2 separate regions of the Mus musculus genome follow, and region 2 is linked to region 1. Evidence: chromatin loops called from intact Hi-C (ENCODE). Cell type or tissue: left cerebral cortex. All regions are shown on one strand.

Region 1 (8,000 bases):
GATCAGAAAAGGACATCAAAGCTGATCAAAGAGACGGTGGAGCAGAAAAACGCTCACCCCAGGACTCCTCGGGCTGGCGACTCCATCGCATCTGAAGTTGGTTTTTGATTTTATTGAATGTCTCTCTCCGCCCTGCCCCCTTCTTTTATGATTTTGGCAACAGCAGTAATACAATCAAGGCTCTGTCGAGGCAGCTGTGTAAGCAATCCCCCCCCCCCATTTAACTGGAGACAATGAAAAATTAATCTGGGCCCAGCGCAAATAAGTTTCTACAAAGACAATGAAACCCTTGGACTTTATCCTTCCTCCTCTGCAGATGTTTGCCGCCCCTCTTTATTTACCAGACTGTTAGTTGGGTTTTACAGCCCCCTCCATGCAGGGTACCTTCAGGGGAGCTGCCTTCCTGTCATCTGGCTAACAAACGGTCTCTGGTATAAATGAAGATAGATCACTCGTCTTCCTTCCAACTTGCTCCTTTTTCATTCCAGCACAGCAAATCACCATCTGATGCTTTCAAAGTGTGGTCTGCAGAGCACTTCACTGCGGTCAGTGGGGGAAAGCAATTTCTGCTGGGCTGTGGACTAGCTCCTTAGTGTTTTTAACATCTGGCTTTTTAAAGAGACGGTATTAAAGAACACACTTGCACCTGTTGTTGCAGATGAACAATAAAGCATTTGGTCCGAGTGCCCACGAGGGACTCTCCCTGTCAATCAGGTCACTCCTGTCCCCTCTTTCCTCTCTGACAAGATTCACCATTGTCCCTTTCCACACCCCACTCAGCAGCCCAGGGCCATGGTAACAACTTCAGACTGTGTCCAAAACCAGCCCCTCTGCCTGGAATGTTCTACCCACAGAGCCTATCACACGTCACTGATTCCAAAAGGATTTGACCAACTGCCAAGACAGAATCCAGATGCTTTTCCTGTCCCTGCTTCAAAGTCCCTCATGACCATCATGGAGATGTGTTTGAGAAGGCTTGGTGCACACAGCACACAGCACTCAGAAGGGACTGCAAGGCACAGAGAAGGTGGCCTCTGGCGAATGAGGAAGGTGCACAGAAGCACCCTTGGATGCGGTTCCCTCCGTTCCCAGTGTTTTCAGGGCCGAATGCCTCAGGTCCCCAGAGATATGGAAGGACTGGCTGTGCGGGTTGGCGAGGAGATACAGAGTTGAACTGTGTGCTTCCTAAATACTCGTTGAGCTGGACTGGATTGGGAGATGGGTGCAGCAGCCTAGATTCCCCCCAGTTTCTAAGAGGGTGGTCCTAGAAGCAACACCAACAGCTCTGGGTTAGAGAGACATCTCAGCAGCACTTCCTGTTCCAGTATACTTCCTGGGTTCGGTTGCCAGCACTCCTGTATGCAGCTCACAACTGCCTGTAACTCAGCCCCAGGGAGATCTTCTGGCATCCATGTGCACTGGCACTGGCACACGGGTATCAAAATATGTATCCAGACACACAGGCATTGGGATGAATAAAACTAAACCTTGAAATACCAAGCAAATGAGAAGCTGGAGAGATGATTGGATGGTGAACACTGACTCCTCATCCAGAGGACCTGGGTTCGATTCCCAGCACCCACAATGGCAGCTTGCAACTCTTTGTAACTCCAGTTCTGATGCCCTCTTCCAGCCTGCAAAGGCACGAGGCTAAAGGGTGGTTTGCATAACATGCTAGCAAAACACTCAAACACGAAATAAGTAGAAGTAAGTTAAAAACAAACAAGCAAACACTGCCAATCCTAACACTAAATTCTCATATAAACACTCACTTCAGAGGCCACCAAAAGAACCATACTAATTTGAACCCTTAGCCTGGATGCAAAACCTGACCACTAACCCCTAACATAATACAGAATCCTGAACCCCAACCCTGATCCTTGACTGTAATCTAAGCCCCAATTTCTAGCAATAATCCTAAAATTAATATCTATCTTACTCCAGACACTAGCCTTACCCCAATTTCACCCTTAACCCTAATCTAAATCCAAATCCCTAATTATAATCTTAACCCTAATTCTTAACAATAATCCTAAAATGAACACTTAACCTTACCCCAACTTCACCTCAACTCTAACCCTAATCCTAACCCCAACTATAACCCCAGCCCCTAACCTTAGCCTTAACTCTAACGCTAGTCCTTAACCCTTAACCCGAATCCTTACCCAAACCAAAACTCAACCCTAACCCCAACTTCCACCTCCAACTCCAGCCCAACCTCTAGCCATAAACCCTAACGCTAACCCTCAGCGACACAAAGGCTTGGATGTCTCTGGTGCTCTTTAAAGCACTCTGCATCTCTCGCAGCAGTCTGGTGTCGCTTTGATTCCTATTCTCCATCCACAGATGAGAGAAGTTAGACAGAGAAGCCAGCAAACCACCAGAGTTCCTCAGGAGGCAGGAATGCTGGGGTCTGCACACTGGCAGGCTGGCTTCTGAGCAGAAGGGATGAGGAACTAGACCTGTGGTTATTCCCCCTCCTATTCCTGGCTAGGAGAGTCCACCACAGAAAACAATCTTAAGTAAAACTAACCACACCCTGCAACTCATCCCCAGGGTCTCTCGGAAATGTCATGTTAGTTTGGGACCTGCCAGGCTGAGAAGAACAAACACAACACCCCAGCCCAGGTCACCTCCAATGGTGGCAGTGACACAGGGCTAACAATATCACACATTTCAGAGACTAATAGAAACAACTGGTATATTTAAACAAAACAGACAAAGAGAGGTGCATTCAGGCTTAAAGGGTCATGAAGTTCCTTAGGGGAGCACACAAAAAGCCAAATAAGTTGCCAGACATATGTGCATAAAGCATCAATTATATTTCTCTGTAGTCGACTCTCGGTTTCTGTCAGTGGGATTTTCCACAGGATCCTTCTTTAATCTAAAATTCCAAGAGGCCAGAAGTTCAGAGACGCTTTGAAAATTTCTAATCATTCAGATTATATTCACATTCTCATGTTGTTTTTGTAGGGTCCAATCGTGGCAGAAAATGCATGTTTTGGGGTTTTACAAAGAGGAATCTCCCAAACAGACCACAGTGTCTTGGGTCTTAGGAGTATGGAGAACAACACCAGCTACCTCTAACCTGCTGGTTGGTTGTGGGTAAGCCCCCTTCAGGGTCCTTGCTTCCTGCTTTCTCCACTACTCTCTCCTGCCTCAGGGGTTTACTGAGATGGCTCTGCAAGGAGGCAGCTATAGGAAACACTTTACAAGTTGTAACATTCCATAAAGATATGCGGACTTTTTTTTTTTTCCATTTTATTTCTGGCATGTGTATGAGTACTTACTTGCCTGCACATGTCTATGTATGTTTGCCATGTGCATGCAATACCTATATGGGCCAGAAGAGGGCGACAAATACCCTAGAACTGGCGTTAGGGATGGTTATGCGCTACTGTGAGAAATCTGGGAATAGAACCCAAATCCTCTGGAAGAGCAGCAAGTGCTCTTAATTGCTGAGCCATCACTCCAGTCCTCCCCCTGCAGCCCCCCAAGTCATGAGGGATTTTATGCCTCACGTTTGCCTGCTTTTATTTGGAGTTTTCCACAACAAAGAGTCTGTGCCAGCAATCCTGGTGTGCCTAAGCATATCTGGGGAGTTTGCATTGCTATATACAAAGTACTTGTCTCCTTTCTCCAGGTCTCTCCAAGGATGAGAGTGTGGTGCCTGAAAGGGGTTGGGACCTTCTAGGAATGTCAAGTGGGAAGGAATCTGTCTCCAGGATGTCACTGTTATTAGAGGGGTCCCATCCCTTGCGGCTGTTGGACTGGTTCTTTCAGCTCTTCCTATGCTGTTGGCTACAGACCCTCTACTTTTTGCCAGGCCGGCTGTGCCAACATGCAAGCCAGGAAGACAATGGGCTTCTAGCAACACATAAGCACAGCCTTTGTTGCCTAATCACAGAGGCGACGCATGCAGTAATACTGATTAAAAGCAAGCCACCGGCTCAGCTCACAATGACGAGGGTAGATTACATAAGGCCAAGGACCCAGGTGGGAGGATGAGGGGAGCAAACCTCGGCTTTCCTAATTGCACTTTGACGACTGGCCAAGCATTTGAACACGCCAGTCATTTGCTCTTGACAGCAACCTCAGGGAGTGGGAAAACAACACCTCTCTCTTAGAGGCAAAGAAACTGAAGCTAAGAGAAGTCTGTATGACAAACGCTGGCACAAACTCCACATTGTGGGCCCTGTCTCAACCACCCAGCTATGCTGAAACTTTTAATTTTTTAAAAAAAATATATATTTATTTTATATGCATGAGTGGCTTCCCTGCATGCATGTATGTATGTATATATGTATGTATGTGAGCCATGTGCATGCAGTACCCGGTGTCAGATCTCCTAGAGCGGCAGCTGTAGATAGCGTGAGTCTCCACGTGGATGCTGGGAATCGAACATGAGTCCTCTGCAAGAACAGCGAGTTGTTCTTAACCACCGAGCTACTTCTCCAGCTCTACAGCATTTTCTTATGAGACTTGGTACCCCATGGCTCTTGATGATGAGACTGGAGTTCCTATGGAGAATAAGCCCTTTACAGCTGTCAGTCAGGGTGGATGCCATCAGACAGACAGTCAAACAACTCTAAGAGAACTGCTTGCTTTCAATATTGGTGTTTGGAGGCAGGGTCTCCCTGTGTAGCCCAGGCTGGTGCAAAACTCAAGATCCCCTTGCCTCTGCCTCCTCAGTGTTGGGATTTTGGGTGTGTGATGCAATTTGCTAGCTCAGTGGAAAGTATCAGGAAATGTAACAGATGCCAAGCCTCTCCTGCTAATATCCAGGACTCAGGGTTCTCCTTTTTTTTTTCTTGGTCTATAAATATTTTATCTTATTTCTCTCATCTTATTAGCTCTTGGAAATTTTTATACAATGTTTTTTGATCACATTCATGTCTCATCTCAATTCCTTCCATAGCCACCCCCCTCTTCCCTACCCACCTAACTTTGTGTCATTAAAAAATTTATTGAATACAATCCATGCTACCCACATACTCTTGCCTATGTGGTCCTCATTGGAGTATGGTCAACCTACCAGGGGTCCGTATCCTTAAAGAAAACCACTTTCATTCTCCTAGTAACTGTTGGTTGCCAACAGCTCCGGAGCTAGCTGTGGGACTTTGTGCCCGCCTCTCCGCTCCATGCTGGGATTTTAAGGAGTCTCCCACCATAGTAATAACACGCCCATTTGATAGAATGTGTGATGGTTACTACCGACTGTCAGTTTGACAGAATCTACATGCACCCAGAGGCATGTCTATGGCCTGTGGATTTAGCTCGTCTTGCTTGTAGGTGGCAGCATCCCAGGACCGAACCACCACCACCACCACCACCACCACAACAAACAGACAGTGATGCTCTGCGCACCAGCATCATCTCTATCAGTTTCCTGACTGCAGATGCTATGTGACCACCTTAGCCCTGCCCCTGCCACCACAGTGAAAGCTTCCCTACTGACACCATGGCTTCCCTACTGTGATGAACTGTGCCCACTGGGAGCCAGAATCAATCTCTGCGGTTGCTTCCGTAAGGTGTTATGTCATCGCACATAGCAATGAGTTAAGTAATCAATACGAACAGGGACCATGGGGAGTTAACAGTGACCATTCTCAAGATCATAAGACAAATGGGAGCTTGTTCTATCACCACCTGCCTGGCCCAGAAAGGGCACAGAACACGCCAGGAAAGCAGGGGCTTTGCCCTGCAAAGAGAGGAGGTCTGGGGCTTGCACAGCTGTTCCTGTCATTATTACCAGGAGCACACATGAGCTCTTGGCCTTAGTATCACAACTGTCCCACCACACCAAGCCACTCTAGTGCTGGCTGGAACTGCTATGCCAAGTGCCTGAAACATCTGGAAGAATCTGCTCTTTGTAGAGGAGCCCTCGTTTTCACGATGTGTATCTCCTGTGTGCGCCTGCGGTGTGTGCATTTATATATGCCTGTACGGTTTGTTAGTTTCTGCATAGGCATGGTGGCATGCGCATGTCAGGCCTGTAGTTGAGAGCAAGGATCAATCACCCTTCATCACTTTTCTACCTTTCTACCTTAGTCCCTGAGGCAAGGTCTCTCAATCAAACCCAGAGCTCACTGATAGGACTAGGCTTACTCTGGGGACCTCTTTCTTACCCCCCCCCCCCCGTTCCTACCTTCTGAGGTTGGAATTAGAGGTAGCTTGCCACACCTACCCACCCAGCACGTACATGGGTTTCCTGGGGACTCCTAACTCTGGTCCTCACATTTGTACTTTAACTGATGAGCCAGCTGTCTTCTCTAGGTTCACCCCCCGCCCCCGCCCACTGACATTTTACTGGCTGGGCCTCAGTGGACTCCCTCGGATTCCAGTCTCACCTTCAATCCTGGTGACCCTCTGCCTCACAGGGCCCACCTTCCGCGTTAAGACTCACTATTATTAGAGCCCTGCTTGCGGTAGACACCCTTAGCTCTTCCTCCTTTGTACTGTGCTCTTGACGGCTTGGGCTGTGACAATCAAAGATCAAAGCCGACATCTCCCAGCCTCTCTTACAGGGAGGTGTGGCCACGAGCCTGTTCTGCTCACGAGAAATGATAGGTGCAGGTTCAGTGTCCCTTTAGAAGAGGAGGCAGGTTTTCTGTTTCACCACGGTTAATCCCAGTGGCTGGAGTTCTCAGTAGGGGATAAGCCATTGTGGGTGGAAGTGGGCGTAGCTACACTTTGGGGGTGATGGAGGGACAAAGCAGGAGTCTGAGCACTCAGCATCTTTGCTGAGTAAAGCTTCCAGTAAAAGAAGGAGGGGGAGGGGGAGGGGAGGGGAGGGGGAGGGGGAGGGAGAAGGAGGGGGGGTTGTTCTATCTGTCACAGAAACATCCCTTTTACTAATAAAAGAAACCACCTCCGTCTATATAGTGAGCACCTTGGTCCCTGATAGCCGCCTCCCTGTGTGGAGAGTAGGAATACACGCCCCAGCAGCCCACAGAGGACCGGGCGTGACTTGCCTTTATCCTTACTTAAGCACCAGCGCATCCTCCCAGGGTAGAAAATTAAGGACATGATGGATGAGTTGTCTCTGCCATTTAGCTGGCCTAATTTATACACTGCTGGTGAGAAAATGCTGCACTTGAGACAGAACAAGTACGGAATAGTAAGGACCACTTATGAAGAATTAATGTGATCCCTGGGAACAAAAGGGGAAAGTTATCCGACTACCCGGGAAAGGCACCAATGGCTTTGCCATTGATAACAAAAACGTGTTACGCTGTCTTTGAGAAGGGTGTGAGGTCTGCCAGACCTGACTGATTCAAAGTTATTCAGATATCCTCTCTGCTGGGAGTGTGTCTTCCCACACTGCTTTAATTGTTTCTTTTGAACGAGTTGTTAGCTTTTCTTCTGAACAAAAGATTCAAAGCCTTTCCCGCCTTAGGGAGTCTGGGTGTCACTTTCAGAAGACTTGGAATGGCAAGGCGACGGAATGAGGACACATGGGCACATGGCGATTAGGAAGTGGGTGCCTGAGGTCCCTGATCTATGGTGACCAGACTCTGAGGCGTATAGAGACCAAAAGATCATATACACAGCCAGTCTTTATGTTTTTAATGTATCTAAATGGCCACCCTTGTCTTCTCCATTTTCCAACTAGACATTTTGCCAGTGAGCTTTTGTTCATAAGTATGATGGTGCCACCTCCCTGTTGGTGACATTTTAAAGGTTAGGAAGCACTCCCTTCCTGCCTCTGCCTGGCCAACCCTGATCTTTGGTTGCTGTTGTTACCCTTGGATCACGGCAACAGAGATGGATCCTGTGTGTTAGCGCACACGACGCTCCCGACTGGTTCCTGAGCACATGAGAGCAGAAGTCTAGCTGCAGGAGGGAGCCAGACCGCACTGGGTTTGTAGTGCAGAGCAGATTCTCTTTAATTCATACCACTTTAAACACGGCCTTGCTTACAAGCAATTGACCCAGATTCAAGTAATACCGTCCTTTATTGGACTTAATAACACACAGCACTTCTCTAGTGAACTTGC
Region 2 (8,000 bases), 110 kb after region 1:
CTCATTCTCCAGGGTGCTGACCCACATTGTTTTCATTTTGGAGTCACGTCAGCAGACATTTGATTATGTCAAAGAGATGAAGAGATTTAGACAAATTGGGGGGAAAACAGCAGAATGGGCACCTGGTGGTCTGGTCTGCGTGGTATATGGGAATACATGGCCCTTAGCTGCATGATCAGTTGGTGCTGGTTCATGAGTTTCCCTATATTGAAAAGGAGACCCATCATGTCTGTAAAGTCTTAGCCCAGATCTGGATGATCTCCCTGCATCTCTCACAGCCTGGTCCATATCACCTTGGTTCTGGGACTTAAGGTGAGCAGATAAGAGTAACATGGGAAAGCCACAGGAAGCTGTTGCCACAGCACTGCGGAATTTGACTGCTCTGTGACTACTAGCAATTTGGGCAAATTATACACTCGGTCTGTTGAAAACGGGTGGCCTCGTTACCATGTCTGAGAAGGCAAACTGCTTTGAAGAAAGATAGTGTCGTCCTACAAACCCAACTCACACCATCCAGGCAGCCCTTGGTTTCTTACACCTCAGTCTAAGGGGAATAAGCAGAGGCCCACAGAAAGCACAGTTATTACTATGAAGTCTCCAGTGACTGAAAAGGTGACAGATTAATCATCTCACACTCATTAGGCCTCCGTGACTGTCACTCCGTGGTGCTTTGTGGCCCTTCCTTTGATGTTCCATAAATGGGCTTGGCTGCTTGTTTGAAGACAGAACATTCTAGAAGCCAGTGTAAAATTCCCAGGAGGGAGGGGGCTTTTTATAATCACCATTATGACTCCATTATGGAACACTTTTTTTTTTTCCTTATTCCATATGGAGTTCAGAGTGAGTGCCAGAGCGCTTAGAGAGGTTTTCCCTGGAGGCTTTGTAAACACAGACACTGGGGCAAGCCTTCCATTAACTAACAGCCAAGTAAAACCTGCCGGCGAGTGCAGAGTTGGAGCAGGGATCCAGAGGAGGAAAGGGTCTCTTTGGATGGTCAAGGCTGCTTCTCAAATGTCCTGGTCCCTATGCTGGGCACAGGGTCATCCCACATCAAGCCCATACCCTCTCAGGGAAGATTTTTGTCTATCATTTGCTGAAAGGACAGAAAATATAGATGAGCATACACCTCTAGGAGGTAACCCAAGAGGAGCGAAAAGAGGCGACTTGAACCTTCAGAGCCACACCCTTCTCTTTTAATCTGTTCAATTCTGTTTGAATGTACACACTGCTGAACTGGTTAAATTAGATGCCGAAGTGGTAGCAATCTAGAGGGAGAGAAAAAGTTGTAGGTATGTTTTTCTTTTAATGTAATATTTTCTGTAACTTTATACAGGGGGGGGGGACCCACTTCCTTAGCAACAGCTCTGCTTCCTGTTTCTTAGAGACTGATCAAGGATAGAAGGTGGTACAGCCAAGCGAGTACCTGGACCTCAAAACTCTGGGTGAGGGTTTTCCAGAGGCAGGCCACTTCTAATTATTGCTAATTGTGGTCTCATTGCTCTGAAATGGGCCTACATAAGCTAAGCAGATGCTCTACCAGTGAGCCACACTTCCAGCCCCCAGTTCTTTGAATGGTGTTTAAAGTGGCTTTGATTGACCTTAAGGGAAAGAGGACCCCCACCCCACCCCGATAGCATGGATTTAAGGTCCTGCGATTCCCAAACATCTTCTCCTGGCCACTCCTATCTCTAACATAAAGTCCTAAGGCATTCTTGATTGTGACTGATGGTCATTTCCTAAGGGTGCCCCATGTAGATTTAACATTGGGGTCTACTTTGTGTGTGTTTTATGGGGAGTGGATAAAAGGAAAATTCTATCTATCTATCTATCTATCTATCTATCTATCTATCTATCTATCTATCTATCATCTATCTATCTATCTATCTATCTATCTATCTATCTATCGTGTGTGTGTGTGTGTGAGCACATGTCAACACACGCACTCACGCACGCACGCATGCACGCACGCACGCACGCAAAGGTATTTTCTGAGCTATGGAGCCATTTGCTAGGAAGCAGCAGACACCAAGATGCTTCACTCTCTGAACCCCATACACATATTCTCAGAAACAAGAAACTCCAACCCCTAAAAACAAGATGATCTCTAAGATACTTCAATAATATTAACTATACCATAATACAGAACCAAGCATGGTTCTGTACTTATAAATCCAGCACCTGTGAGGCTGAGGCCCGAGGATTGCTTAAGGCCAGCCTGGGTTACATAGCTCCAAAAAAGCTTGAGTAAAACCTTGTCTCAATCTCTCAATCTCTTTCTCTCCCTCCCTCCCTCCCTCCCTCCCTCCCTCCCTCCCTCCCTCCCTCCCTCCCTCCCTCCCTTCCTCTCTACCCCTCTCCCTACCTGTGAAATCTCAGTTTCCTGGGACGAGATGAGGTGGGAATTAAATGGCCAATGGTTGTAGCATCTCCTTGTGAATGGAGAGAGCTGGGCTGTCTACACAGTATGGCAGTAGAGCAAATGCAATGTTACAGGGTTAATTCCATGTGACCTCCTCCTCAGTATAGATACACTTGTTCCCAGAACCACAGGTCACATTTCTTAATGATCTCCTCCTCCTCCAGACAGACCCCCACCCTTGCCACAAGCCTTCCCTTTGGTTTATTTGGGGGGGGGCACTCATGGTGTTGAAAGGTCCAGACCCACTTTCCTTAGAGAAAAAAGCCCACTGAGAAGTTGTGTGAGGTTACGTTCAAGCGTGACAGTTTTTGAAAGAACACATTCTATTTAGTAGTTAGCAGAATTGTTAGCAGAATTCTAATTTTTGTTGTTAGCAAAACCCGACACAGCCTAGAACTCAACTGGAGGATGTCTCAACAGAGTAACTGTCTTTATTGGATTGGTTTGTGGGTGTGACCGTAGGAGGTTGTCTTGACTGTTAATTTATATGGAAGGGTCCAGTACACTGCGGGCGGCACTATCCTTAGGCAGCTGATACTGAGCCATATAAGAAAGCATGAGCATATGAGTGAGCCAGTGAGTAGCATCTTCCATGGATTCTGCCTCCAGATTCCTGCCCGAGTTCCTGTCTTGAGTTTACTCAATGATGGATTGTGACCATGAAGTATAAGCTAAACAAACCTTTCATCCCCGAGTTGCTTTTGCTCAGAGTGTATTATCAACTGCAAAGAAATAAAAAAAACAGAACAGAACAAACAGAACAGAAGCTAGGAGAAGGGAAAATAAACCAGAAATCAACAAGAATTCTACCTACGGAGGGAAGAGGTGAGTTGCAATGGGGCAAAGGTGACAGAGGACATTGAGACTTCAAGTTCTGTCTCCATATGAGTAGACTGAGGCTCGTGGGGGCTCAAACTTCCCTAAAACTAAAAGGCTGATCCAGGATGAATCCTGCTAGCCAGCCTCCACAGTGGTCCCATTAGGGTAGCATCAAGGAGAAGGCAAGATCACAGGTCCTATGAGTGGAGCCTCAAACACCAGTTGCTGGAAATAGTCCTAACATATTTACCTATTGCTTTTCATTTAAAGCCACCAGAGTATGCCACAAGAGAGAATGGGTTTCTCTGCCTGTGGGAGGTACCCACAGTGACACTGGGCATCTTGGTTGGTTTGCCTCTCCCTTTCCCTTCTGTGGGAGGATCCGCATCCCTGTTCCTAGAAGCATTCGTGTTATCCCAGCAGCAGCAGCCTACAGGCCAGGAAGCAACTAGCTTTCAGCAGAGATACCACCGTCTCTTTCTGAATCACCATCTGGCCAGATACAAGGCTAGAAGAGGAATGAGTGTGCCTAAACAGGCTGAGTATTATTCAAGGTGACACACAAGCTGGCTTGGGTGACATGGAAACTGGCTGCAGCAGCAGTGTGAGCAGCTAGTTTGAGGAGGGTGACCCTTGCAAGCCCCCTGCTTAAGCTGTTGGTGGAAGCTGAAGAGACATGCTCTTCAAGGGCAATGGGCACGGTTTGAGGCAGAGAAGACTTCTCAGGCAGACCACAGCATGTCTCCTCTATGCTGATCAGAATGACAGCGTTCCCCTTTTAGTTGCTTCTGAATCTGCTTGTCCTGCACAAGAGATGCTGGAAAGTGCAGAGGCTCAAGGCCCCTTTCATCCTGGCATCCATCTTCATCACTCCCTTTTCTGCCAGAGCAAGGGAATTCTGAAGCCATCTTGCTCCAGAGACAGAGACAAGCACTCATTTCCTTCCTTTCTGAGCTCCCAGAGGTCTCAAGTTTCCTCCCAGGGAGGAGGCTGCCTGACATGATCCTGATGACACTTCTTTCTGCCAAGTGTGATTTGATTCACTTTACTTCCAGTTTAGCAAAACCTTCATTTATTTAAATAAGAACAAGCCCAAATAGCTTGCCCAATGTAAACATTAAAGATGCTTCGGCTGGAGAAATGGCTCAGTGGTTAAGAATATTGGCCACTCTTGCAGAGGACCCAGATTTGGTTCCCAGAACCCTTGGTGGCTCATAGCCATCTATAACTCCAATTCCAGGGGATGTGAATGCCCTCTTCTGGCCTCGAAGGGCACTGCACACACCTAGTGCACAAACAGATATAGGAAAATACTCACACACATAAATAAATCTTTTTAATTAAAGATGCTAAGTAAACAGTTAAATTAACTTTTTTCTTTGAGCAAACAAAGAGCCATACCAGATAGGAAGTGTGTGGGGCCATCTACAGGGACAGGGAAGGCAGGGAAGCTTTCAGAAGATACAGCAGGGAGTGTAGCAAAGAACACATTTATTTGCTATAGATACGTAGTTTGTCCAATTTAGATACATAGTTTGTCTACGTAGAAAGTCTCCAGTCTTGAGAAGAATCACAATATGGTAACTACAGTGGGTAACAACAGCATACCCGTTGTGAGGTGAGCCATTAAAGCGTTAAATACCAACAGGAGGTTTGTTGTTGGGAGAGGGTGGGAAGAAATATTGTCCTAAATTCTTCAGCGACTTCAAACCATGAAGAGAGTGAGGAGGAGCCAGGCTGCTTTCCTCCCCCAGCACCTCTCATCCAACAGCTCTGCTGAGCCAAAACGTGACCTCCCACGGTCCCATTTATAACTCAGTCCTCATGGGTGACTCATCTTCCCCCTGTGCACTTCGGGATGACGTAATTGTCATCTGGACTCCATCTTGAAGTCGTTCATCTCAGAGACTCTGACACAGATCCACGGACTGCAAGATCAGCCACGTGACCAAGCCTTGTTCCAGGAAGTGTTCATTAACAGATAATAAAGGGACCTGAGAGTAAAGTGCAAGCCGATAGCAAGGACAGCTTCCATCTGAATGATCCAGATGATCACTTTTTTTTTTAAAGCAGAGATGTTAAGATGGACTCATTACAAAGTTCTAGTCTAACTAGATGAGGCCCCTTCTCTTTGGTAAACGGGAAAATTGGCCTCTATTTTCAACAGCTTGTGGCCACATTATACTCAGCCAACATGTGGGAAACAGAGTCCTTGCCTCGTCGAGAAGGGATGCTCTGTCCTTAACAGGCAGCCTTTAAAAGACACACAGGGCACAGTTTTGAGTCTCTGTGACAGGCATGGGCTCTGGGGTCTGAGAAGCAACTGTGTCTAACTCTCACCTTGGTGGTCATGAGCAGCTCTTTTGAGCTGTATTCATTCATTCATTCATTCATTCATTCTCAACAGAGAAGGAGACTGCCTTGTGCACTGTTATGTACCGAATACCCTCTCCCCAGCTTCCACCCACCAGCAACAACATCGAGAAGCATGCACATATATTATCAAGTATCTTTGTGGAAGTGGGGTGAAACTAATCCTTAGCTGATCTCAATGACAGCAAGGACAACTGTCTTCCCCAAGCATGCTGCTCTTGCCTTAGAGACGGGAGCTCACCAGTCAGATGCCCCCAGCTCAACTCAGCTCTCAATCAGAAAGAAGGCCCAGCATGCCTTTGTGGGACTTCCAAGAAAACGCATGTGTGATACACGTAAGAGTAACATAAAAATAGTTCATATTTATTAAAAGTGTAATAGGTGCCTAATGTAATAAACTTCTATTAGATTGAAGTCTCAAGATACCACTGGACATGGGTTCTGTGATGATCCACCTGCAGAAACCAAGGCTCAGAGGGGCTGTGGAACTGGTCATGGTCATACAGCTGGGAAACTGTGGTGCTGGCTTTGAACCTCAGGACCTATCTCTGAGCTTCTCTTCTCTTCTGTGAGGCTGCAGCCAGAGTGCACACCTACTGCTCGCCCCTGCCCCACTCACGAGACCCCCCTCCTCTTTAGCACCTCCTTTTCATTTCTTTCCCAGATGAAGCCATATGCACGCACCCTTAACATGCTTTGGTGAGATTTATTCACCTCTTCCAGCTTTAAGAATAGCTTGGTGGATAAACACACTTGCATTCACTGGCCACTGTAAATAGATTAGAGATGGCTGTGTGGCCCAAACAAAGTCAAAGCAACTCAATTACAGGCCATTTACTGGACTCATTATAAGAGAGACATCTACTTTAGACTCTACGAAGGGCAAGAGGCAGGAGACACTGGGGCTCCCCGAGCAGAAAATGAGAGAGGTAATGACAATCTATGCCAAAGGGATGTCATTCAAGCCCAGAGGCTTCTGGATGCAAATCCCCTCACCATTTCAGCTGTAACCAGGCTATGTGTGATGGACGCATGCCTCCTCTCTCAGTGGCCTCATTTTATCATCTGTAGGATTGTCTGTTGAAAGGACTGAGTTATTTTCCAAGTGCCATGGAAACACAACTGTTTAGGAGCCCACAAGGACCACCCAAGCCACAGTGTCCAAAACGACTTGGAGCTTTGACGCTTGGGACCCACAGGTTCCACCCTGGCTGCACTCAGCAAGACTAGTATAAAAGACCACACATTCTTTTGTCTGCAGCAAGTTCTATTTTCAAAGATCTCCTCTGGGAAACTCGAGAGAAGAGAAATCAGTTAACATATTGTTGTGTCACAGCAATGTGGTGGTGGCCGCAGGGATCTGAAGGAAGGTGAGGCATGGTCCCTGCCTTCTGCACATCACTGGTCCCTGCCTCCTGCACATCACTGTTGTGAATGTTTCTATCAGGGCAGGGGCATCCTGGCCTCACAGCTAGGTGTTCTCCAGGGAAAGAATTAAGGAAAGAAGCTCTTTCTATAAGACAGATATAGAGACCATGGAGGGAGAAGGCAAGAGAGACAAGGATCCCAGCTCTGGGGGAAGGGAGGTGGATGAGATCTGGAGAGCTGAGAGCTGCAGCCATCTTCCCTTGTCCCTGTCTGCTGTATACCTTTCTTCTGTTTACCTCCATGTCCCCAAAACTCAGGACCTGCCTTTCTAGGCAGAGTTCCCCATGCCTCTTGAGGTAGACTCCAACCCACCTGTCCAGAGGAGGCTCGGAGGCATACACTCAACTTCTCTAAGAACTCAGGAAGCACTGGCTGGAATGGCAGCCTGCATCAGCAAGAAACTCTGTAAATGCCCCTTTTCCCTCTGGCCAAGAGTTGGACTTGGCTAATAATTCCTGGGGGGACAAGACACATAGTTCACCTACTTAAAATTCAGGAGCCCTGGAGAATGATGTCAGACCAACAGAATAGCTGTGTACTAACACATGAACATTCCAAGAACATTGCCCAGGGCACGGTGACACACATTGGTCATTCCAGCACTGCCAAGGCTGAGGAAGAAGGATTTTAGACCAGTCCATGCTACATGGTGTGTTCAAGGCCAGCTTCAGCAGCACTATGGGTTTCAGCGTCAATGAATAGAATGCAGATTTGGGAAGATGCTTCAGCTGGGAACGTGTTGTGTACACAAGCATGAGGCTCTGAGTTCAAATGAAGTGCTCACATAAAATGCTGGGCATGGTGCTACATGACTGGATTCCTAGCACTGAGCAGGTAGAAATGGGTGGATTCCTGGAGCTCACTGGTGGGCCAGCCTTGCCTATGGTGTGAGTTGTGAGATAGTGAGAGACCCTGCCTCAATAAAAAAAAAATTCCAAGACAAAAATAAATAAAACCTACC

What was found. Peaks named below come from ENCODE experiments on the same cell type or tissue, not always from the same donor. Only the 100,000 strongest peaks of a DNase experiment are listed, where the experiment ranks them.
Region 2: it touches region 1 in a loop (2.0-fold over the local background); 3 of 42 quality-filtered maps call a loop at or near these places.

The regions. Positions count from the first base shown.
Region 1 is chr5:127,477,009-127,485,008 of GRCm38, reverse strand. The region is part of intron 3 of Tmem132c (transmembrane protein 132C); the gene reads right to left. Among named protein-coding and RNA genes, the nearest start is that of Slc15a4, 140 kb to the left of the region's middle. In left cerebral cortex, a CTCF peak has its summit at 3,343 (motif pointing right); DNase peaks (open chromatin) are centred at 826, 3,349 and 7,066.
Region 2 is chr5:127,371,532-127,379,531 of GRCm38, reverse strand. All of the region lies in intron 2 of Tmem132c (transmembrane protein 132C), which reads right to left. Among named protein-coding and RNA genes, the nearest start is that of Tmem132cos, 94 kb to the right of the region's middle. In left cerebral cortex, a CTCF peak has its summit at 4,495 (motif pointing left); DNase peaks (open chromatin) are centred at 3,693 and 5,057; H3K27ac peaks cover 1,036 bases.